Regions from separate parts of the Homo sapiens genome. Here region 1 is linked to region 2. Evidence: chromatin loops called from intact Hi-C (ENCODE). Cell type or tissue: HCT116. All regions are shown on one strand. Links, peaks and the distances in the headings refer to the core of each region. The heading gives the core; the rest is flanking DNA. Region 1 overlaps DNMBP (dynamin binding protein). Region 2 overlaps CPN1 (carboxypeptidase N subunit 1).

Region 1 (12,064 bases), core at 1,423-9,422, 140 kb after region 2:
ATTCACCCATATTTAACATTTTGCTGTTTTTATCTCATTCTCTGTCAATCCCCACTCTCCACATGCAGTTTTTTTTTCTTTAATGAACTAAGAGTACATTGCATATATTGTGCCCCTTAGTAAGCTTCAGTGTGTATTTTGTATGAACATGGATTTTTTTTTGAGATGGAGTCTTGCTCTGTTCTCCCAGGCTGGAGTGCAGTGGTGCAATCTTGGCTCACTGCAACCTCTGCCTCAGCCTCCTGAATAGCTGGAATTACAGGCAAAATACAAATTTTTGTATTTTTAGTAGAGATGGGGTTTCACCATGTTGGTCAGGCTGGTCTCGAACTTCTGACCTCAGGTGATCTGTCCGCCTCAGCCTCAGACTCCCAAAGTGCGGGGATGACAGGCGTGAGCCACTGCACCTGGCCAGATTTTTTTTTTACTCAGGCTGGAGTGCAGTGGCATAATCTCAGCTTACTGCAACCTCTGCCACCCAGGCTCAAGCCATCCTCCCACCTCAGCCTCCTGAGTAGCTGGGACTATAGGTGTGTGCCAGTCCATGTGCTGCTAATTTTTGTATTTTTTGTAGAGGTGAGGTTTCACCATGTTGCCCAGGCTGGTCTTGAACTCCAAGCTCAAGTGATCTACCCACCTCGGCCTCCCAAAGTGCTGGGATTATAGGCATGAGCCACCACACTTGGCCTAAAATGGTGATTTGCTGACTCCATTATTTCTTCTCTTATTTATCAGCTGACATTCTACCATAACAAAGAGTTTTCTCTTCTCCCCCATTTATTTATGTACTTACATATTATCAATATGTACTTACAGGTTCTTATTCAGTGGAATAATCCATTGTGCTTTTTCATTTATACTCAAATTGTGCCAGATTGGCCAGTGGGAGCCCCTTCAAGCTGGCCTCTGTGCCCTTTGACCTATCCCCACCATGTTGTTGAGTACTTCTTCACTTTCTCCCACATTTCAGGCTCAGCTATACCTTCTCTGCCCCAGCCCTGGAATTAGCCATTTCTTCAAAGAACCCTGCCTCCTTTTAGTGGAGAATGGCATCTAGAAACCAGAATTTGGGTTGTATTCTAAAACACTGGAATTACTTTTTTGAGACAGGGTCTTTCTCTGTCACCCAGTCTGGAGTGCAATAATGGCACTATCTCGTGTCGCTGCAACCTCTGCCTCCTGGGTTCAAGTGATTCTCATGACTCAGCCTCCCAAGTACCTGGGATCACAGGTGTGTGCCACTATGCTTAGCATTTTTGTATTTTTAGTAGAGATGGAAGCTTGCCATGTTGGCCAGGCTGGTCTCGAACTCCTGACCTCAAGTGATCTGCCAGCCTTGGCCTCCCAAAGTGCTGGGATCATGGGCGTGAGCCACTGCACCCGTCCCAGAATTCCTAACTTCTGAGAGAAAGCAGTGTGGAAAGTGTTTTGGAGAATAAAATCTGCTGTGAAGGCCGACTTTCCTTAAGTAGTTTGAACACTTGTGTTTTTGCTTCTTAAACCTGGGTTAAAATAGTCCTGTAATTGTACTCAGACTTACTAGTATATTTACATACCAAATTTGTAGTTGTTTAATTGGATCATAAAGAATTTGATAGACTAAGCAGAGGCTGATTGTTTCACTGCTGTTCTTTTCCTTTGCTTATTACCATGTTTAATGCTCATTTCAGATGAACAAACGCTGTTCCATGTTTATAGATAACTCTCTCATCCTGTGTATCTAAGTAATAGTCAGATAATTGTAAAAGCTAATGACAGGATACATATTTGTTTTTTAGAATAATGCAGTTTAGTTCTTAGAGATTCTTATACTTGAAAATACCATTGATAAGCTTCATGTTTATAGTAAGTTTGTATCTACTAGGACATTTGAGTAACAAAACCTGCTTGTGAGTTTTGGTTAAGGTTTTCATAGGGAAAATCTAAACAATTTTTTTTACCTATTTCATTATATGCTAGTGTTGACCTACCATTACAGTGACTGGAAAATGATAGGTCCTATAATTATCCAGATCTCAGATGGATAATTTCTTATTTTTTATTTTACCCTTAGTTGGCATTGTTCTGTGTTCCCCATAATATTCTGTTTAATGTGCTACATCTGTATTTTGAACTTCCAGCTTGTTATTTCTGGTGCTTTGATCATGGACCATGTTTTATATCTGATTAAGTGAAAGCAAGTCTTATAAGGTCAGACCCCTCTAACCTCTTTTGCAAGGAGCTTGTAGACATGCTTTGTTCACTCAAAGTGGGCTAGCTACTTCTTTTCAGGACACATTCTCAAAATGGTATTGCACAGGTTGGAGTTCTCTCTGCAGTGATGGCTTTCTAAGCGCTTCAGCTGTCCCTGTTTACAACTGACATGTGCGATCTGATTTCCTGAGGGTTGACAATAGTGAGACCTTTGGTTCTCAGGAAATGGGTTCTGTTTGCCTCAAACTGTGGAAGGGTGCTGCTTTTACACCCAGAGCTGCTAACCAGTTCTCTTTTCCCTTCTAGAAATGACGCTCCTCTCCTCCCAGTCTTCATCACTGGTGGCCCCTTCTGGGTCTGTGTCTGCCGAAAATCCAGAGCAGAGGATGCTGGAGAAGAGAGCCAAGGTCATAGAAGAACTTCTTCAGACAGAAAGAGACTACATTCGGGATCTGGAAATGTGTATTGAGCGGATCATGGTACCCATGCAGCAGGCACAGGTGGGAACTGGGAGACAGAGTTAGTTTGACCTTGAATATGGTCCTCCAGGCCAGAAGCATTAGGATATAGGAGCTTTCGCCACAGATTTATTGGATTTGAAATAGAAACTGTGACTGTGAGTGCTGCTGCTCTTAATCAAGGGCCTCAACATACGTGTGTCATCAGCTAAGCCTTCAGCATCCTTTCACTTGTCAAGTCTACTGTTAACCTACCAGACACTGCAGTCACTCCTAGGACACTTCCTGTTTCTGTGGCTCCTGAAAGCAGTTCCAGGGAGTCTGAATCGTGGCCCTGCTAGAAGGCTGAGTGATGATGTAACAAAACCTGGGGGTGAGCAGTTACATGACTCTAGTACCTGTTCATATAGAGTTTATCCAGGAAACCCTTACTAACATGTGAGTAGGCTAGGGACTTTTCTAGATGCTGGAGGTAGTAAGAAAAGGGTAACAATGTCCTGGGGTTTATAGTCCTTGTTGCTTGTAACTTGACCAGCTGGGCTGGGCTTGGGTTTACACCCTTGGAGCATTCACTCCCAAGTACTTCTGCAGCAGGTAGGCAGTGCTACGGGATGTTGGTTGCGGGTGGGAATTTGTATCCCAGTGCATTTGTAGGCCAAATTGGTTCCATTATCACTTTACTAAAGTGCTGGTTGGGGTGGCAGAGAATAGTTGGATCAAGGACAAAGGATGACACTAAAGATAATGTTGGATATTTCTAGTCTGGAAACTTCATGAAAGTGAGTGAAGAAAGTGACCTTGAGCAATTTTTCTACAATTCTTGAAGAGCTGTTCCTAAGATGATTGAAATGCCATTAAGCTCATTTCCGTGCATTTTTATGTTTTGTTTCCTTTTCTCAGGTACCAAACATTGATTTTGAGGGACTTTTTGGAAATATGCAGATGGTGATTAAGGTCTCGAAGCAATTATTGGCTGCTCTGGAAATCAGCGATGCTGTAGGTATGAGCTCCTGTGTTGTTTCAGAAGCAGCTTTTTAAAAAAACTTCATGGGCAGGAGTAAGTGGCCTTCCTGATACTGAGTAACTATGCCTCCGGGAAGATACAGGTGTAGGTACTTAGTCCAGAGGTTACTTGTCCTCTGCTTTCCTTCTGTCTCAGCCTACTTTGGGGTAATAATAGGATGTTAGCAATAGAAGTAGTTTTGGATGTCATACAGTACAATGTTTTTCCACACTCATGGTTGCAGCCCATTACTGGGTCATGAGATCAACTTATTTTTCAAGAAAATACCAGAATGCGGCCAGGCACAGTGGCTCACACCTGTAATCCCAGCACTTTGGGAGGCCATGGCAAGAGGATCACCTGAGGTCAGGAGTTTGAGATCAGCCTGGCCAACATGGTGAAACCCTGTCTGTACTAAAAATAGAGCTGGGCGTGGTCATGGGCTCCTGTAATCCCAGCTACTTGGGAGACCAAGGTTGGAGGATTGCTTGAGTCTAGGAGGTTGAGGCTGCAGTGAGCTGAAATCGCGCCACGAGCCACTACACCACTGCCTGGGGTACAGAGCAAGACTTGGTCTCAAGAAAAAAAAAAACAAAAGAAAATATCAGAATGCACTGTAAGTTTAACTACCAATTTTTGAAACTTATCTGTTGTTTTTTTTTTGACACAGGATTTTTACACTGTCGCCCAGGTTGGAGTGCAGTGGTGCGAATTCAGCTCACTGCAGCCTCAACCTCCCAGCCTCAAGTCATCCTCCCTACCTTGGTCTCCCACATAGCTGGGAATACAGGCATGTGCCACCACGCCCAGCTAATTTTTGTAATTTTTTTTTTGTAGAGATGGAGTTTTGCCATGTTGCCCAGGCTGTGCCCAGGCTGGTTTCAAACTCCTGGGCTTAAGCGATCTACCCACCTCGGCCTCCCACATTGCTGGGATTACAGGTGTGAGCCACCACATCTGGCTGAAACTTTTATTTTCATTTCAAATATATGTGTACTGAGTCATAATTTAAAATACATTTATGTGGGACATTGTCAAAATGTTTTTAAAACATTCATCTAGTTCTTATAAACAAGGGAACTTATTGGTTATCCATTGCTATTTAACAATTTCACTGAAACTTAGCAGCTGAAAACATTAAACATGTATTACCTCGCTGCTTCTGTAGGTCAGGAGTCTGGAGGTGGCTCCGCTGGGTGGTTCTGGCCCAGGGTCTCATGAGGTTGGAGTCAGTTGTTGGCCTGGACTGCCATCATCTGGGGCTCAGGGATCTACTTCCAAGAAAGCTCACTCAGTTCTTCAGGCGTCAGTTTCTTGCCACGTGAGCCTCTCCCTGGGCTTTCCTCACGACGTGGCATGAGTCATGAGTCACCTAGAGTGACCTGTGAGAGAGAGCGAGAGACAGAATGAGAGAGAGCACGCAAGAGCAAGCACGCCTGAGACAGGAGCCACAGAGTCTTCTATAACCTGATCTTGAACATGACACAGCATCACTTCTGTCATGTTCTGTGGGTCCTACAGACCAGCCCTGGCACAGTGTGGGAGGGGACATCCTATCATTTTGCTGCTTTATTAGAATCCTAATTACAAGAGGCTACCCCAGTTCCAGCCATGACACCATATACAACAACATCCAGCAGAAGGAGTGACCCCTGTGTCGTTTTAAGAGTTTGCAAACCTTTTCCAGAGCTCCCTGATCAGATACCTTATTTCTCGTTGGCCAGAAGTGGGTGACATGCATGCAGCTAAGCTGATGGCTAGAAAGGGGAATGGGTCATGACACTGGCTTACACTAGATGGAATTTACCTGACTCACCTGGGAGAAAAACGGACACAGGAAAAAAATCAGGGTTCTGCCCCCTGAAGGGAGGAGGAAACAGCTCTGGGATGTTGTAGCATGGTTAATGTTTCCTGAGTGTTTCTCTCACCACATACCCTCACAAGATAGGTCCAGCTGGATCTCAGTTGTTCTCTACAATAGACAGCCCTCTGAGGTTTAGGTACTGTTGTTTCTTCTTTTTTTAGACAGGGTCTCACATTGTTATCCAGACTGGACTGCAGTGGCACAATGACAGCTCACCCACAGCCTCGATTACCCAGGTCAAGCAATCTTCTCACCTCAGCTCCCTGAGCAGCTGGAACTATAGGCATGCACCATCAGGCCCAGCTAGTTTTTAAATTTTTGTAGAGATGGAGTCTCACTATATTGCCCAGGCTAGTCTTGGATGCCTGGCCTCAAGCGATCTTCCCTCCTCAGACTCCCAAAATGCTGTGATTATAGGCACGAGCCGCCACACATGTTTTTGAGACAAGGTCTTGCTCTGCTGCCTAGGCTAGAATGCAGTGGTGTGATCATGGCTCACCTCAGCCTTGACCTCCCAGGCTCAAGTGATCCTCCCACCTCAGCCTCCCAACTAGCTTTTTTATTTTTAGTAGAGATGAGGTCTTGCTCTGTTGCCCAGGCTGGTCTTGAATTCCTGAGCTCAGTCCTCCCACACTGCAAGATTACAGGTGTGACCCACTCTGCAGCCAGTTTAGGTACTCTATCCTATTTTACAGTGAAGAAACCGACACTTAGAGGGAAGGTAATTTGCCCAGGTCACATGGCTAGTAATTGATGGGACTGGCATTCAAACTCAAGTCTTTCTGTCGTGCAGGCAAATGCCATTAGCCTCTATACAGAATACAACTGTGTCTTTTGCATTTTCTGGAACAGTTAGAAAAACTGGAACCTGAGGTTCTTGCCCTTAGTCTAACCAGAGAGGTCAGGGAAGTTGAGGAAGGAGATACACACATTGAGTTGGGCAGAAGGAAGTCACAGTGACCCAGTTTTAGTGTGATGGTGAAGCATAAACGACAGTGTATATGATTTTTTAAGGCACTTGAAATAAGTATCTCTGGGTCATTTATTTGTATTAAGAAAGAAATGAGATAAAGTTGGCTGCTATCTAAAAGAGCTTAATTTTAAATTAAGCAGTTACTCATTTTTCTTCCAGTTTATTACCTGTTGTCGTTCCTGGGGCTCTCAGGTGGTTGGAGTTAACCAGCTTCTGCAAGGCGCCTTCTCCCCTTAGGTCTGATTCAAATCAGAAATGAGAGTCTTAGCATCTGTGTCTATAGTGTACTATACCTTAGATTATGACAATAAACTGAGAAATGAAAGCAAATATCCATAGCCCCACCTCCATAAGATAGCACCTGCATTTATTTTTTCTTCTTCCCTTCGCTTCTTGTCCAAAGTCAAACAAGGAGTTGGGTAGCAGGCTTCGATGTGTTGAAGACACACAGAGGTGGCAGAGAGGCCTCAACACTGAAAGGCTGAGACCTAGGCGCAAGGACTAATTTTTAGAGGAGGGATGGTGGGTGGTGGGGCTTGAGGGAGCCAAGACTGAGAGTACCATGCCGGTGGCTCTAACGGAAGGCCAGGCGTGCGTTCAGTGGGGGATTCACAAAGAACAAATGAGGTCTGAAACATCCGATGAGGGAAGGCTCCGAGAAGACCATGAAGGGCAAGTTAAAGCCTTATGGAGCCACGGGCAAAGGGCAGGTGGCTGAGATAGAGAATGATCAAGCAGCACTGGGAGACTCTGGGTACATGGTCATAGGTGGAAAGTACTCGCTTTACCTGATTTTAAACACATCCCGCCGAGAGCTATGTTGTTCATAATGACCCAGGATGTGTGTTTCTGTGTATGTCTGTGCTTAGTTTTACCATGTCCAGTGTTTTCCTTTTTTTTTCGAGACAGTCTCACGCTATTTCCCAAGCTGGGGTGTAGCAGTGTGATCACAGCTCACTGCAGCCTCTACCTTCTGGGCTCAAGCGATCCTCCCACCTCAGCCTCCCTAGTAGCTGGGACTACAGATGCGTACCACCACACCCAGCTAATTTTTATGTCCGATGTTTTCTGATATTTTCTTTTCTATTTGATCAGCCGGGCGTGTTGGCTCACACCAGTAATCCCAACACTTTGGGAGGCCGAGGCAAGGTGGGCAGATCATGTGAGCCCAGGAGTTCTGGACCAGCCTGGGCAACATGGGAAAACCCCGTCTCTACAGAAAAAAAAAAAAAATCCATTCTATTTCATCAAAACAGTGCTGACTGTGACCCATTAAGTATATTTCGTGACCCAGAGTTTGAAAGAGATTATAGGTGTAGCTTTGCTAGTTTGTAATTGATATAGAACAGTGACTATCAGGGAAGTTGAAGAACGGCGAATTGAATGTAAATCATGTCTGGATGGTGAAGATTCTAAGAATGCAACTAGGGAAAGGGCTGCAAAAAGAAGGTGGCAGACTAATGTAGAATGGTGCAACCAGATGAAGACATGGGTGGCTTTAGGAATTCCAAAGTGGCCGTGAAGGCCAGGCACGGTGGCCCACGCCTGTAATCCTAGCACTTTGGGAGGCCAAGGTGGGTGGATTGCTGAGCTCGGGAGTTCGAGACCAGCCTGACCAACCAGGTGAAACACCATCCCTACAAAACATACAAAAATTAGCCAGGTATGGTGGGGCACACTTGTAGTTCCAGCTATTTGGGGGGCTGAGGGCAGAGAATTGCTTGAGCTCAGGAGGTCAAGGCTGCAGTGAGCTGGTTCATGACAGTGCACTCCAATCTGGGTGACAGAGCAAGGCCCCATCTCTTAAAAAAAAACAAAACAAAAAAAAAGTGGCCGTGAAGATGAAAAAGGAGCCAGCCCCACCCCCACTGTTGTGACTGGTAGGTTGCAGGAGTAGACAGAAGGGAAGCTTCTGGCCAGGTGCTGTGGCTCCTGCCTGTAATTTCAGTAGTTTGGGAGGCCAAGGCGGGAGGATTGCTTGAGGCCAGGAGTTCAAGCCCAGCCTGGGCAACATAGTGAGACCTCGTTTCTACAAAAAAAAAAAAAAAAAAAATTGCCCAGGTGTGGTAGCACATACCTGTAGTCCCAGGTTCTTGAGAGGCTGAGGCAGGAGGATTGGTTGAGCCCAGGTGTTGGAGGCTGCAGTTGGCAATGGTCACAACACTGCACTCCAGTCTAGGATGTGGAGTGAGACCTTGTCTCAAAACAATTTTTTTTTTTTTTTTTTAAAGACAGAATCTTGCTCTCTGCCCAGGCTGGAGTGCAGTGGCACGACCTCTGCTCACTACAACCTCTGCCTCCTGGGTTCAAACGATTCTCCTGCCTCAGTCTCCCGAGTAGCTGGGATTACAGGCGCCTGCCACCATGCCTGGCTAATTTTTGTATTTTTAGTAGAGACGGGGTTTTGCCATGTTGGCCAGGCTGGTCTCGAACTGCTGACCTCAGGGGATCCGCCCACCTTGGCCTCCCAAATTGCTGGGATTACAGGCTTGAGCCACTACGTCCAGCCAACAATTTTTTTTTTTTTTTTTTTTTAAAGGGAGGCAGCCGGGTGCGGTGTTTCACACCGGTAATCCCAGCACTTTGGGAGGCTGAGACGGGCGGATCACCTGAGATCAGGAGTTTGAGACCATCCTGGCCAACATGGTGTAACCCTGTCTCTACTAAAAATACAAAAATGAGCCAGGCGTGGTGGCGCATGCCTGTGATCCCAGCTACTCAGGAGACTGAGGCAGGAGAATCACTTGAACTCAGGAGGCAGAGGTTGCAGTGAGTTGAGATCATGCCACTGCACTCCAGCCTGGGTGACACAGCGAGACTCCATCTCAAAAAAAAAAAAAAAAAAAAAAAAGAAGGGAGGCTTCCAGTGAGAAAGGGCAGTGTGAGGTGATATGAAAAAAGTTAAGTTTCTCTTACAGAAAGGAGTTATACATTAAGGAAAATAATTTAAATAGAAACTTTTTAGGCCAGGCATGGTGACTCACGCCCGTTATCCCAGCACTTTGGAAGGGCCGAGGCAGGTGGATCACTTGAGCCCAAGAGTTTGTGACCAGCCTGACCAACGTGCCGAAACCCCGTCTACCAAAAAATGCAAAAATTAGCAGGTGTGGTGGTGTCCCAGCTACTCAGGAGGCTGAGGTCGGAGGATCACTTGAGCCCAGGAGGTGGCGGGTGCAGTGAGCCAAGATTGTGCCACTGCACTCCAGCCTGGGCAACGCAGGAGACCCTGTCTTAAAAAAAGGAAAAAAAAAAGTTCTGCACAAGAACAGGGACTTCCATGGGACACAACAGTGAGAGAACAGAGGTGAGTCCACAGAAGCAGCGATAGGCTCCCTGAGGGGAGGGGTCGTGCCTGGACAGCTGGTAGGGATGGTTGGTTGTAGGGAAGCAGTAAATAGTATCATATTGGAGGGAGGAGAACAAGGATGAGAGCTCTTTTTTGTGGAACATGGAGCTGAAGAAGGGAGCACCAAATACACTGAGAGGAGGAAAGAAGGGCAAGAGGAAGAGTCATCATAGTAAGCCAGGGACCCGCACGTTCAGGCCACAGCTCTGAAGGCAATTGTTCTGTAGAAGTTTGCTTAGGAACTGTTCCTATGCCTAACTGACTTTAGATGAGGGGTCTGGGGATAGGGAAAAAAATGACCTCTTTATTTTTTTTACTAGTTTTTAACTGAAATATAGCATTTATTTAAAGTATGAATGTAGGGAATAAGTCACATAGTAGTAGCTGTGACTTTGTCACCAACAGAAGTCACATGTTTCTGTCAGATTAGGTCGTTGCAAATGTCTTGAAATTTCAGTAACCCTCAACCAGAGGCAGCCAATGTTACCAGTGTGTGTCACTCCTCAAGCTGTGACAGTATGGGGATTGTTAGACTCAGTGCTACATTTGGTTATTTAATACCTTATAAAGAAGTACATATGGCTGGGGCTCACACCTGTAATCCCAGCACTTTGGGAGGCCCAGGCAGGTGGATTGCTTGAGCCCAGGAGTTTGAGACCAGCCTGGCCAACATGGCAAAACCCTGTCTCTACTAAAATTACAAAAATTAACCAGGTGTGGCAGCGCACATCTGTAGTCCCAGCTGCTCAGGAGGCAGAGGTGGGAGGATCACTTGAGCCTGGGAGGTGGAGGTTGCAGTGAGCCAAGATCGTACCACTGCAGTGGAGCCTGGGCAACAGTGAGACCCTGCCTCAAAAAAACTAAAGTAGTATATAGGTTACTATATCATAAGTTGGGGATTTATCATTATAGGTATTTTAATGTAATATACTTTATCCAGTCTTATTTATGCACAAAAATGTTAGAAACTGCTGCTGTAGAAGAACTCCGTCTCTACTAAAAATACAAAAATTAGCTGGGTATGGTGGTGTGTACCTGTAATCCCAGCTACTTGGGAGGTTGAGGCAGAGGACTCACTTGAACCAGGGAGGCGGATGTTGCAGTGAGCCGAGATGTGCCACTGCACTCCAGCCTGGGCGACAAGAGACTCCGTCTCAGGAAAAAAAAATAAGAAACTGAGGGGGTCCTCCTTATGGGGTTCTCATTACATCCCTACATGGAGAACGCTCTCAGATGTCTGACTTGGCTCGACTGCAAAGGGACTGGAGGCTCTGTTTCAGAGGCCAGTCACATTGTGTGTGTGTGTGTTTGTTCTAAAACAAATACATGAGCCTGGGCAACATGGCGAAACCCCCTCTCTACCAAAAATACAAAAAATTAGCTGGGCATGGTGGCATGCACACGTGGTCCCAGCTACTAGGGACCGACCTGAGTCTGGGAGGTCGAGTCTGCAGTGGGCTGAGATTGTGCCACTGCACTCCAGCCTGGGTGACAGAGACCCTGTCTCAAAAAAAAATGAATACATACATATACGGATGACATGGCTTTCTAAATTTTCCTTTAAATGATTACAACTTTAAGCTGTTAGATGGAAGTTTCTTACTATTTGATGGATAGTCTTAGTATCATTTCTTGTAATAGGTAGGATTTAGCTGGTACTAAAGTTTGGCTGTGTACCTTACATTTAGTATACTGAGAAGAAAGTTTACTAAAAACACTGTATGTTTGTGTGTATTCCAAAGGACCTGTGTTTCTTGGTCACCGGGATGAGCTTGAGGGAACATACAAGATTTACTGCCAGAATCATGATGAGGCCATTGCGCTGCTTGAAATCTACGAGAAGGATGAGAAGATCCAGAAGCATCTTCAGGACTCCTTGGCAGATCTGAAGTAGGAGTTTTGACCACTTAACTTCCATTACAGCTCTTTAGTTCTCTAAGTTATACCTGTGTATATGCCTGGACTTGATGATGACATCTTATTTTAAACATAAGATATCCATGATATATATCATTTAAGTGGTTTCCTGATTGTATTTTTGTCCATGTGAATAAGTTTTATCTGTATAGAGTATTAGGTTAGCGTTATCAGGTTAAAAAGCAGCCAGGAGAGGATGGTTTGGTCCAAATAAGAGCATAGGTGAGAAGACTAAATACAGGGTTTTTTTTTTTGAGACGGAGTCTCACTCTCACCCAGGCCAGAGTGCAGTGGTGTAATCTCAGCTTAT
Region 2 (12,064 bases), core at 1,729-9,728:
GACAGAGCAAGACTCCATCTCAAAAAAAAAAAAATTTTTTTTCATTTCATCAGGGAAAAAACCCATTGTAAACATTCATTATATTACTTAGCAAAGCATCTAGTGTTGATGAGAGAGAAAGCTAGCTGAAGCCCTCATAGTAGCTGCATCTGGAATGGGGCCTTTCTGATACAACACTCGCTAACCACTTCAGGATTCAAGTCCCCAGTTAAGAAAATGACAACCCCTGGGGTGTCATTTCAACTATCCAACACATGTACTTTGCTGAAGTATTTTAAAGTAAATTACAGACATTTAATAGGGGGCAGAAAAAGACTTCTTCATTATTGTTTGTCTCAATGTTTATTGTATTTATTATTTCAAATATTCATTGCTATATACTTAAAATGAATTTTAAAATCACTGTCATAATTGAGTCTAAAGGGATGGAAAGTCATTAGCCAAAATGCACTTTCCTTGTTATAGAAAAACAGGCTTCTTTTGAATTTTATTTTTCCCTTGCCATACTTTTGAAGATGATAAAAGAAATTTTTTTGTTTTTTGAGGCAGAGTCTCGCTCTGTCGCCCAGGCTGGAGTGCAGTGGTATGAGCCACTGCAACCAGCCCAATAGAAGAAATATTAAAAATAAGATTCTCACTGGGCACAATGGCATATGCCTGTAATCCCAGCACTTTGGGAGGCTGAGCTGGGAGAATTGCTTGAGGTCAAGAGTTCAAGACCATGCTGGTCAACATAGCAAGACCTCCATCTCTACAAAAAATAAAAATAATAAAATTTACCAGTCACAGTGGTGTGTGTCTATAGTCCCAGCTATTCAAAAGGCTGAGGCAGGAAAATTGCTTGAGTCTGGGAGTTCAAGGTTGCAGTGAGCTATGATAGCACCACTGCACTCTAGCCTGGGCAACAGAATGAGACCCTATCTCAAAAAAAGAGATAGGACTCTCAAAATCGTATCTTTACTGGTCATGTAGTCCAGCCTTCCCATTGAATATAAGATTACACCCATATAACACCACCGGCAGCTTTTTGTCCAACCCAGGGCCTCCATGTTCAGTGGTACAGGTTTTGCACTGTACATCTGCGTGGCCTTTCCAGGCTTCTGATCTAGTCTGTGCTTGAGTGCTCACAATTGCATAAAGCAGTCCATTCCTTTTTTTGTAGCTCTGTTTCTCTCAACAGATTTGTTTGTTTGTTTGTTTGTTTGTTCTATTTGAGACAGAATCTTGCTCTGTCACCAAGGCTGGAGTGCAGTGGCGCGATCTCGGCTCACTGCAGCCTCCACCTCTCACGGTCCAGCAATTACCCTGCCTCAGCCTCCCAAGTAGCTGAGACTACAAGCATGTGCCACCACGCCTGGCTAATTTTCGTATTTTTAGTAGAGATGGGGGTTTCACCATGTTGGCCAGGCTGGTCTCAAACTCCTGACCTCAGGTGATCCACCCACCTGGGCCTCCCAAAGTGCTGGGATTACAGGCATGAGCCACCGCACCTGGCCTCAGTAGGTTTTATTTCTGTCTAGCAAAATCTGCCTCCCTGCAACTTAAACCCATACTTCTCATTCTTATTTCTTTAGATAGACATCATTTCTTCACAGTGGCCTTTCAAATATCAAAACTGTGGTCTCATGTAGTTTCTTTATTAGGCAAAACATTCACAGACCTTTCAACCTTTCCTCTCTCCTAGTGATCCTTTACTGGAGGGGAGTTTGTATTAAACTACAGGGTCTAGAATTACATTTAACATGTTCAGTGTAGAGCACAGTAAAATTCCTGCTTCGTAGGAGCTGAGGCCGTACTCCTATTAAGATAGTCCACAAATGATTTAAATCTTTACTAGTTTCATGCTATTAAGAAAAGCCAGGCTGGGGGCAGTGGCTCATGCCTGTAATCGCAGCACTTTGGGAGGCTGAGGCGGAAGGATCACTTGAGCCCAGGAGTTTGAGACCAGCCTGGGCAACATAGTGAGAACCGGACTCTGTTTATTTATTTTGAAAAAGAAAAGACGGCCGGGCTCGGTGGCTCATGCCTGTAATCCCAGCACTTTGGGAGGCCAAGGCTGGCAAATCACCTGAGGCCAGGAGTTTGAGACCAGCCTGGCCAACATGGTGAAACCCCGTCTCTACTAAAAATATAAAAATTAGCTGGGTGTGGTGGTGCACGCCTCTAATCCCAGCTACTTGGGAGGCTGAGGCAGGAGAATTGCTTGAACCCAGGAGGTAGGGGTTGCAGTGAGCTGAGATCATACCACTGCATTCCAGCCTGGGCAACAGAGTGACAGAGTGAGACTCCATCTCAAAAAAAAAAAAAAGCCAACGGGCTCAGCGGCTCACGCCTGTAATCCCAGCACTGGGAGGCTGAGGCGGGCAGATCACCTGAGGTCAGGGGTTCGATATTAGCCTGGCCAACATGATGAAACCCCGTCTCTACTAAAAATACAAAAATTAGCTGAGCATGGTGGCACGCACCTGTAATCCCAGCTACTTGGGAGACTGAGGCAGGAGAATTGCTTGAACCTGAGAGGCAGAGGTTGCAGTGAGCTGAGATCACACCACTTCACTCCAGCCTGGGTGACAGAGCAAGACCCCGTCTCAAAAAAAAAGAAAAGCCAACCTTGTAGTCAGATAAAAACCCTAGCTTATTTGGGACAGATTTTTAATCAGTAGACTGAGTTATATCTTTGTGACTTTCAGGTGACCATGGTGATTACTTCCGGCTGCTGCTTCCAGGTATCTACACTGTTAGTGCCACAGCACCTGGGTATGACCCAGAGACAGTAACTGTGACCGTGGGTCCTGCGGAACCAACGTTGGTGAGTTAGGCTGAGCTTGACGGTGCACTGTAGAGATCACTTATACAGTCTTTTTTTGGAGGACAGTGTCCTGCTCTGTCACCCAGGCTGGAGTGCAGTGGCACCACTGTGGCTCACTGCAGCCTCGATCTCCTGGGCCGAAGCAATCCTGCCGCCTAAGCCTCCCGAGTAGCTGGGAGTGAGTATAAGCACACACCACCATGCCCGCCTAATTTTTCTTTTTTTAGAAAAAGGATTTCGTCATGTTACCCAGGCTGGTCTTGAACTCCTGGGCTCAAGTGATCTGCCTGCCTCAGCCTCCCAAAGTGCTGAGATTACAGGCATGAGCCACCACCCTTGGCCCTTGCAAAATCTTAAGTGATTGCACAGCTCTAATCTTTGCCCAGCTTCTTTCTTTTACTGTTTTTTAAAGAATTAATTGCTCGCACATCCTAATTTTTGTTCTGTCACTCTCCTGTTATATCCTTCCTCACTTCCTTTTGGCTTTTCCTCTTCTGTCTAACATAGCATAGTGATTTAAAGCACTGTCTAGTTCTAAATTCAGCTCATTTGCCCACAGACCTTGGACAAATTACCTAATCTCTCTTATTCTCAGTAAATTGGTAATAATAGTGCCTCCTTCACCAGAGGCTGAAATGAGAACATGCACATAAAGCCTTTAGTATGCAGGGGCCAAATCAACTCTCAAAAGGCAGATTAATTGGAGAAAAGCCATACCAATTTATTTTTATTTTATTTTATTATTATAATTATTATTGTTATTTTGAGAGGGGGTTTCGCTCTTGTTGCCCAGGCTGGAGTGCAATGGCATGATCTCGGCTCACCGCAACACCCGCCTCCCAGGTTTAAGTGATTCTCCTGCCTCAGCCTCTTGAGTAGCTGGGATTACAGGCATGTGCCACCATACCTGGCTAATTTTTGGTGGGTTTTTTTTAGTAGAAATGGGGTTTTTCCATGTTGGTCAGGCTGGTCTCGAACTTCTGACCTCAGGTGATCTGCCCACCTCGGCCTCCCAAAGTGCTGGGATTACAGGCATGAGCCACCATGCCCGGCCTGTTTTTTCTTTTTTTGTTTTGTGTGAGCATACCAATTTATTTAACGTGTATACACAGGAGCCTTCAGAATGAAGGCCCAAAGATACCGGGGAAATTGTCCACTTTTATGTGTAGGTTCAACAAAGTAGGTACAGCTAGGTAATAAATGCAACTGGACAAAAAAAGTATCAGCTAATGCTATGCACTGAGTGAAGAAATCTAGCAAGGCCTATCTTTCCAGATTCTTCTGGGCTCTCTGACCATGAATTTCTTCCTTCTGTGTGTGGGTCAGTACCCTCTCTGGAAAGAGGGACTCATGACCTATAGTCAAACAAGGTAGGGTCTTATGACCTACAGTCAAACAAGGGAGGTCAGATATGTCCTCCTCCTCCTCTCTTTCTTCTCCTCCTCCTTCTCCTTGACCTACAGTCAAACAAGATAGGTCAGATATCTCCTCCTCTTCCTTGTCCTCCTCCTCTTCCTCCTCTTCTTCTTTCATAGAGACAGGGAGTGTCTCTGTCCCTCAGGCTGTGCACTGGCGTGATTATGGCTCACTGCAGCCTCAGACTCAAGAGATCTTCTGCTTCATCTTTCCAAGTAGCTGGGACTACAGGCACATGCCGCCATGTCCAGCTAATTTTTTTTTTTTTTCGACAGAGTCTCGCTCTGCCACCCAGGCTGGAGTGCAGTGGCTCAATCTCGGCTCACTCCAACCACTGTCTTTTGGGTTCAAGCAATTCTCCTGCCTCAGCCTCCCAAGTAGCTGGGATTACAGGCATGTGCCACCATCTTCAGCTATTTTTTGTATTTTTAGTAGAGACAGGGGTTTGCCATGTTGGCCAGGCTGATCTTGAACTCCTGACCTCAGGTGATCTGCCCACCTCGGCCTCCCAAAGTGCTAGGATTACAGACGTGAGCCACCGCACCCGGCCATTTTTATTTTTATTTTTTGAGACTAGAGTCTTGCTCTGTTGCCCTGGCTGGAGTGAATGGCACATTCTCGGCTCACTGCAACCTCCGCCTCCCGGGTTCAAGTGATTCTCCTGCCTCAACCTCCCAAGTAGCTGGGACTACAGGCATGTGCCACCACGCCCAGCTAATTTTTGCATTTTTAGTAGAGACGGGTTTTCACCATGTTGGCCAGGCTGGTCTTGGACTCCTGACCTCAGGTGATCCACCCTCCTCGGCCTCCCAAAGTGCTGAGATTACAGGCGTGAGCCACTGCACCTGGCCTAATTTTTGTTATTTTTTGTAGAGACGGGTTCTCTGTGTAGCCCAGGCTGGAGGGCAGTGGTACAGTCATGGCTCACTGCAGCCTTGAACTCCTGAGTTCAAGAGATCCTCACACCTTGGCCTTCCAAAGCACTGGGATTACAGGCGTGAGCCACTGTGCTCCCTCCGCCTAGACTGTGATCGGCCTAAATCTGATGGTTTCTTTAAGACCAGTTTTTACAGAGAAGGCAGCGGGCTTGCATTCTTCTGTGCCACTGGCAAGGACTGCCACCAGAGGGCGCTCTACCATCCCTTCTGGTGCTCCCTGGGCCCTGATCTTGCTTTCCACTCATGCCGCAAAAAGCCAGCTACTCTTCAAGATTAAACTCTCCAGGGCTTTCTTTTATAGATAGGATGAGAAGCAAAGAACTTCTTTGATTTTACAGCCTGGATCTTTTCAGTTTTGGTTGTATTAAGATCTCAGAGCTAACAGAGCTCAGAGATCGTAGACACTAATCCTCAGATTTCTCAAATGAGGACAAAATAATGAGGCAGTCCTATTTAACAGACATCTACAGATCTCATTTCCTAAAAGTCAGCCTTTCCTAGGGCCGCCTCACTCCTGTACACAACCCTTAGTAGACCCTCCCACCACCTTTCCCTATTAACACAATGCAGTCCAGTCAAGCTTGTCTTTTACTATTTATTGAATAAGTACTATGTATGACATGATATGAGAGCTTTCCAGCATTATCTCATTTAACCTTCACAACAACCCTGTGAGGTAGATGCAAGTATCCCCATTTGTGGCTTAGAGAAGATAAAAGAAACTTGTGTAATATCACATAGCAAGTGGTGGGAGTCAGGATTCGAACCTATATCAGGCTCTCTGGCTCCCTTCTTAGCCAATGTGTTACAGAACTCATACTAAGTGTACAACCTGTGTTTGTAGCTCCTTATTGTAACACAAGGATCAGGAGAAAGAACTATGCTTTAAGTCCTTTGAGAATTTCCAGATAGTTTCTTCCTCCATCCCCTCCCCTAGTCCCATCTCCTAAATAATGTAAATTACTTCTGCTTACAGTTGCAGGAAACAGAGAGTAAATCTTTCATTGCAGCCTATGAGCTGATCTGGGGTCCTCTTTCCCTTTTTTCTTGTTATATCCTAAAATTGAATGACTGTTAAGCAGCTACATATATAAGTTTTGCATTACCAGCAAGTCTGTTCAACGCCAAATTCAAACAACTGCACGTCCTCTTGAGTAACACACTCAATTTCAAAGGATTTTGCCCCCCTTTTCACATATTCTTTAAATAAATTAACATAACCCATCATTATGTCAAATATACTCAGAGGAGAAAAGATGTCTGTCATTTGGATACAATTTCCAGACACAGTAACAACTAAAAACCCATTTATTGATCACAAAGGAGTCTATCTCCCTTCCCAGTCTAAAGCAGATATCCATCTGTCTGGGAAAGAAAAAAGGAAAAAAATATTGCCCAGGTGTGGTGGTTCACACCTGTAATCCCAGCACTTCAGGAGGCTGAGGCAGGCGGATCACTTGAGGTCAGGAATTCGAGACCAGCCTGGCCAACATGGCGAAGCCCTGTCTCTACTCAAAATACAAAAATTAGCCAAGTGTGGTAGCTCATGCCTGTAATCCCAGCTCCTTGGGAGGCTGAGGCAAGAGAATTGCTTGAACCCAGGGGGCGGAGGTTGCAGTGAGCCGAGATTGTGCCGCTGCACTCCAGCCTGGGTGACAGAGCAAGACTCCATCTCAAAAAAAAAAAAAAAGATTGTTTACTACAGAGTTTCCAGCTTTAAAATGTCTCAGCTGGGTGCGGTGACTCATACCTGTAATCTCAGCACTTTGGAAGGCTGAGGCTGGCAGATCACTTGAGCCCAGGGGTTTGAGACCAGCCTGGGCAACATGGCGAAATCATATCTCTACAAAACAGTTCAAAAATTAGCCGGGCATGGTGTCATGCACATGTAGTGCCAGCTACTTGGGAGGCTGAGGTGGGAGGATCACTTGAACCCAGGAGATGGAGCCTGCAGTGAACCGTGATTGCACCACTGCACTCCAGCCTGGATGACAGAGTAAGACCTTATCTCAAAATAAAAATAAAATGAAATAAAATATCTTCCGGGGCCCAGTGTTTTCTTTGCTTTTCCCCAAGGCCTTCCACATGTCACCACTCCTTTCCTTTTCCTCTGTCCTTGCCTCATTTTCTTGTCTCTCTTCTCTCTCATTTTTTTCTGTCTAGATTCCTATGTTACTAAATAGGAATTGGTAAATAATACAGCACAGTTGGCTCTGATTCTCCCCTTCCCTCCTGGAGGAACTAGCAGAAAAACTGGCTATCAATTTTTGCGGAAGGGGCAGGAAATAACCCTACAGAGAGGCCTCTTAGTCAGTGACATGTTTTTTAACTCCCAGCTGGCTTCAGGGGCTCAAGCTGTTCCAAGGGTGGGAAAGCCCAGGCCTGCCCCAGAGGAGTGTGGTTAGGACACTGTGCCACTCCCTCTCCTTCCTCTTCAGCCTGGGATAGTTCTACGGCTCTTCCACACCCAGAATGTCCCACATTTGTCAGTGAAAAGTATCTTTCCATCTGCGTGCTGTGGCCAGAAGAGAGGTTGCAATGTAGTGCTTGAAAGGATGCATTAACACACATGGAAATTTCCAGTTTAAGAATCCAAGCAGGATGTGGTGGCATGTGCCTGTAATCCCAGCTACTCAGGAGGCTGAGAGGCTGAGGCAGGGGGATCTTGAACCCAGGAGTTTGAGTCCAGCCTGGACAACATAACAAGACCCCATCTCTAAAATTAAAAAAAAAAAGAAAAGTAAAATAAATCCCCAAGTCCATACCAACACTCTTTATCATCTCTACTATCTTTGAAGTCAAACAAGTAGGCAGAAGGTTTAGTTCTGAAGCATGGTGACACTTACTGGCATGCCTGAGCATGGCACCTGTGAGTCACCCAGGCAGCATAAAGAAGATTGTTACAGCACCGTCAATCATGGCTCTTGTCCTAAGTGGCAGTATTGGTGAAATCATATTTGATGTGTAGATATATTTTTCTTTCTTTTCTTTACTTTTTTTTTTCTTTTTGAGATGGAATCTCACTCTGTCACCCAGGCTGGAGTGCAGTGGCGTGATCTTGGCTCTCTGTAACCTCTGCCTGCTGAGTTCAAGCAGTTCTCCTGCCTCAGCCTCCCGAGTAGCTGGAACTATAGGCATGTGCCACCAGCCCAGCTAATTTTTGTATTTTCAGTAGAGACGGGGTTTCACCATGTTGGCCAGGCTGGTCTCTAACTCCTGATCTCAAGTGATCTGCCCGCCTCAGCCTCCTAAAGTGCAAGGATTACAGCCACCATGCCCAACCTAATTTTTTTCTTTTTTTTTTTTTTTTTTGAGATGGAGTCTCGCTGTCACCCAGGCTGGAGTGCAGTGGCAAGATCTCAGCTCACTGCAGCCTCCACCTCCTGGGTTCAAGCAATTCTACCGCCTCAGCCTCCTGAGTAGCTGGGACTATAGGTGTGCACCACCACACCTGGCTAATTTCTTTGTATTTTTAGTAGAGACAGGGTTTCACCATATTGCCCGGTGTGGTCTTGAACTCCTGACCTCAGGTGATCCACCACCTCAGCCTCCCAAGTGCTGGGATTACAGCCATGAGCCACCACACCCAGCCCATCTTTTTCTAATACATGTAAAATCAATGTATATTAAGTTCATCCAGTCACACTCTATCTATCACCAATGATTGCATACCAATTTTGGGGGAACGTTAGCCAAGTCTATATGACACCACCAGTGCTTCTCTGGGTCACTGCTATAATAATTTTCCCTAGTACCCAGCCCTCAGAAACTGGAACTATGGCAAAAGATGGTCCAAACGGATCTCGTAGCTCCTGCTTTTTTTCTTCCAGGTTAACTTCCACCTCAAAAGAAGCATCCCTCAAGTAAGCCCTGTGAGGAGAGCTCCCAGCAGAAGGCACGGAGTCAGAGCCAAAGTGCAGCCCCAAGCCAGAAAGAAAGAAATGGAGATGAGGCAGCTGCAGAGAGGCCCTGCCTGAAACCCACAGTGCCAGGCAACCCTTCAGAAAGGCTTTGCTCCTGCTCTCAGATCAGATCAAGCATTCTTTCTATTTTATTATCTGGGACATATTTAAATACAAACATATTCAGAACAATTCAGAATGGTCTCCATCTGTTCCAGGGGTAAGCCATCTCTAGGTCATCATGAAAAAAATTAGGATCTATTGAAAGGTGATGTGGTGGCCGGGTGTGGTGGCTCACATCTGTAATCCTAGCACTTTGGGAGGCCGAGGCAGGTGGATCACCTAAGTTCAAGAGTTCGGAACCAGCCTGGCCAACATGGTGAAACCCTGTCTCTACTAAAAATACAAAAAATTAGCTGGTCATGGTGGCATGCACCTGTAATCCCGGCTACTCAGGAGGCTAAGGCAGGAGAATCACTTGAACCTGTGGGGTAGAGGTTGCAGTGAGCTGAGATCGCACCACTTCACTCCAGCCTGGGCAAAAAAGTGAAACTCTGTCTCAAAAAAAAGAAAGAAAGAAAGAAAAGAAAGCTGATGTGGTAGTACATACATCTAGTGGTGTTTGGTAAGGTTTTTCTATTCTGAGAGTCTGGTTTAGGCTCCATGCCAGTCCACACTGCATCCAGAGACTGGTTCTGGCTGGTTGGCAGCTGCACCTCCAGAATCTAGCACAGAGTTTGCAGAAGAGTTAGTGCTCAGTGAAGATTTCTGAACCATGTCTGAAATGCTGAAGTAAGTGATCCATCATTGATGTTGTTCCCATAGCAAAATTAGGTGACCAGTTCTTCTGAAATCCCAGAGGATCATTTCAGCAATAGCCAATAGCATCTTAATAAGCAAAGAATTTGACATGCAAATACCTAGTGCCATGGCTACCCTTCTTTGTACATGGACATTTAATAAATATGCATCTTTCAAAACATTTGCTGGATATGGAAATATGTGCAGCTGCCCCTAAGGCATGGCTGCATCCTGGCTCTGTCCCCAGCACGACATAGCACTCTCCACCTCTTTGAGTTCCCCAGGAAGAACCCATTTGCACTAAAAACATTATTGAGCAAAGTAGATGTTACTAAAGATTTTGAAGGGATGTGTAGTCTTTCATCACCTACCTTGCAGCACTCAAGTTTACAAACCCTCATTGGGCATGTGGGGGTTCCTGAGTCCCCTGTGGGAAGTGGTTTTTTGCCATACACCTTGTTTCAGAGCTCAGCCTCAGTTAGACAGGGCAGGCTCCAGTTTCCTCATCTACCCCTCTCCCCACAGCACCTCTAATTAACCAGCCCTTTTCTTACCACTGAGAAATTGAACTCTACTAAATAATTACAGCCTTGTGCCACATAATGACGTTTTGGTTAACAGTGGACCGTGTGTATAATGGTGGTCTCATAAGATTATAATACCATGGTTTTACTATACTTTTCTATATTTAGATATGTTTAGATTTAGGTTAGATATGTTTAGATTTAGAATACGTAACACAGGCTGAGCACGGTAGCTCATGCCTGTAATCCCAGCACTTTGGGAGGCCGAGTTGGGTGGATCACCTGAGGTCAGGAGTTCGAGACCAGCCTGGCCAACATGGTGAACCCCATCTCTACTAAAAATACAAAAAATTAGCTGGGTGTGGTGGCAGGCACCTGTAATCCTAGCTACTTGGGAGGCTGAGGCAGGAGAATTGCTTGAACCCAGGAGGTGGAGGTTGCGGTGAGCCGAGATTGCACCACTGCACTCCAGCCTGGGTGACAGAGTGAGACTCCATCTGAAAAAAAAAAAAAAAAGAATATGTAACACAATTACCACTGTGTTACAATTGCCTGCAGCATTCAGTATAGTAACATGCTGTCCAGATTTGTAGCCTAGGAGCAATAGGCTGTACCTTTCAGCCTATGTGTGTAGGAGGCTATACCACCTAGGTTTGTACAAGTACATGCTATAATGTTTCTGCAATGATTAAATCACCTAGGGATACATTTCTCAGAATGTACCCACATTGTTAAGTGACATGGTATGGTGATCCCTTGGCACCCAGTTGGTTCCAGCACCCTCTCAGATACCAAAATCCAAGAGTGCTCCAGTTCCTTTTATAAAATGGCATAGTATTTGCATTTAGCCTAGGTATATCCTCCCATATACTTTTAAGTCATCTCTAGATTACTTATAATACCTGATACAATGTAAATGCTGTGTAAATAGTTTTGTTATATTGTATTTTTACTTGGTACTATTTTTATTGTTGCATTATTTTATTTTTTGTTTTTCTGACAGCCTCACTCTGTCACCCAGGCTGGAATGCAGTGGTGCAGTCATGGCTTACTGCAGCCTCAATCTCCCGAGCTCAAGAAATCCTCTCACTTCAGCCTCCCAAGTAGCTGGCCAACATGGTGAACACAGGCACGTGACATCATACCTGGCTAATTTTTAAATTTCTTTGTAGTGATAGGATCTCAAACTCCTGGGCTCAAGTGATCCTCCCGCCTCTGCCTTCTAAAGTGCTGAGATTATAGGCATGAGCCATGGTGCCCAGTCTGTATTATTATTTTTTATTTATTTATTTACTTAAATAGTTTTGATCCAAGGTTGGTTGAATGGGAACCTGCAGATACGGAGGGCTGACTGTATTCCCATACCCATCAGAAAACATAGGTGCTCTAGCTGTGACAACTCGCCCTCCCCTGGAGGCCATTCGGGATTAGGATTAACACATAATTCATTTTTCTGTTACCTGAGCAATCTCTCTATCTGTGGTCAAAAAGAAAACAGAAGAAAATGTATCTTTTCCCACTTAGGGAATTCACTCCTCAGGTTAAAAGGCTAATTGTTTCTTTCTATTTTTTATTTCTTCCTAATTTTAATCCCATGTTCCTTGGTGCCTTTCTTGCTGTTATAAAGAGGCCACTATTTGAGAGGGTTTCCATTTTTCAATTCAGTGAAACTTT

What was found. Hi-C counts contacts between places; a loop is a spot of excess contacts. Peaks named below come from ENCODE experiments on the same cell type or tissue, not always from the same donor. Only the 100,000 strongest peaks of a DNase experiment are listed, where the experiment ranks them.
Region 1: it touches region 2 in a loop (6-fold over the local background); 14 of 110 quality-filtered maps call a loop at or near these places.

The regions. Positions count from the first base shown.
Region 1 is chr10:99,899,582-99,911,645 of GRCh38, reverse strand. It overlaps DNMBP (dynamin binding protein), which reads left to right. Exons shown (of 17, transcript NM_015221.4): 5 at 2,500-2,693; 6 at 3,552-3,651; 7 at 11,580-11,727. Among named protein-coding and RNA genes, the nearest start is that of DNMBP-AS1, 22 kb to the left of the region's middle. RefSeq lists an enhancer at 4,515-5,714. In HCT116, for the core only: a CTCF peak has its summit at 4,915; a DNase peak (open chromatin) is centred at 4,985; H3K4me3 peaks cover 1,416 bases; H3K27ac peaks cover 2,602 bases.
Region 2 is chr10:100,039,503-100,051,566 of GRCh38, reverse strand. It overlaps CPN1 (carboxypeptidase N subunit 1), which reads left to right. Exons shown (of 9, transcript NM_001308.3): 8 at 2,691-2,809; 9 at 8,994-9,374. The coding sequence ends at 9,140. Among named protein-coding and RNA genes, the nearest start is that of DNMBP, 36 kb to the right of the region's middle. RefSeq lists an enhancer at 6,385-7,211. In HCT116, for the core only: CTCF peaks have their summits at 5,349 (motif pointing right) and 7,943; DNase peaks (open chromatin) are centred at 5,346, 6,926, 7,720 and 8,016; H3K4me3 peaks cover 796 bases; H3K27ac peaks cover 3,156 bases.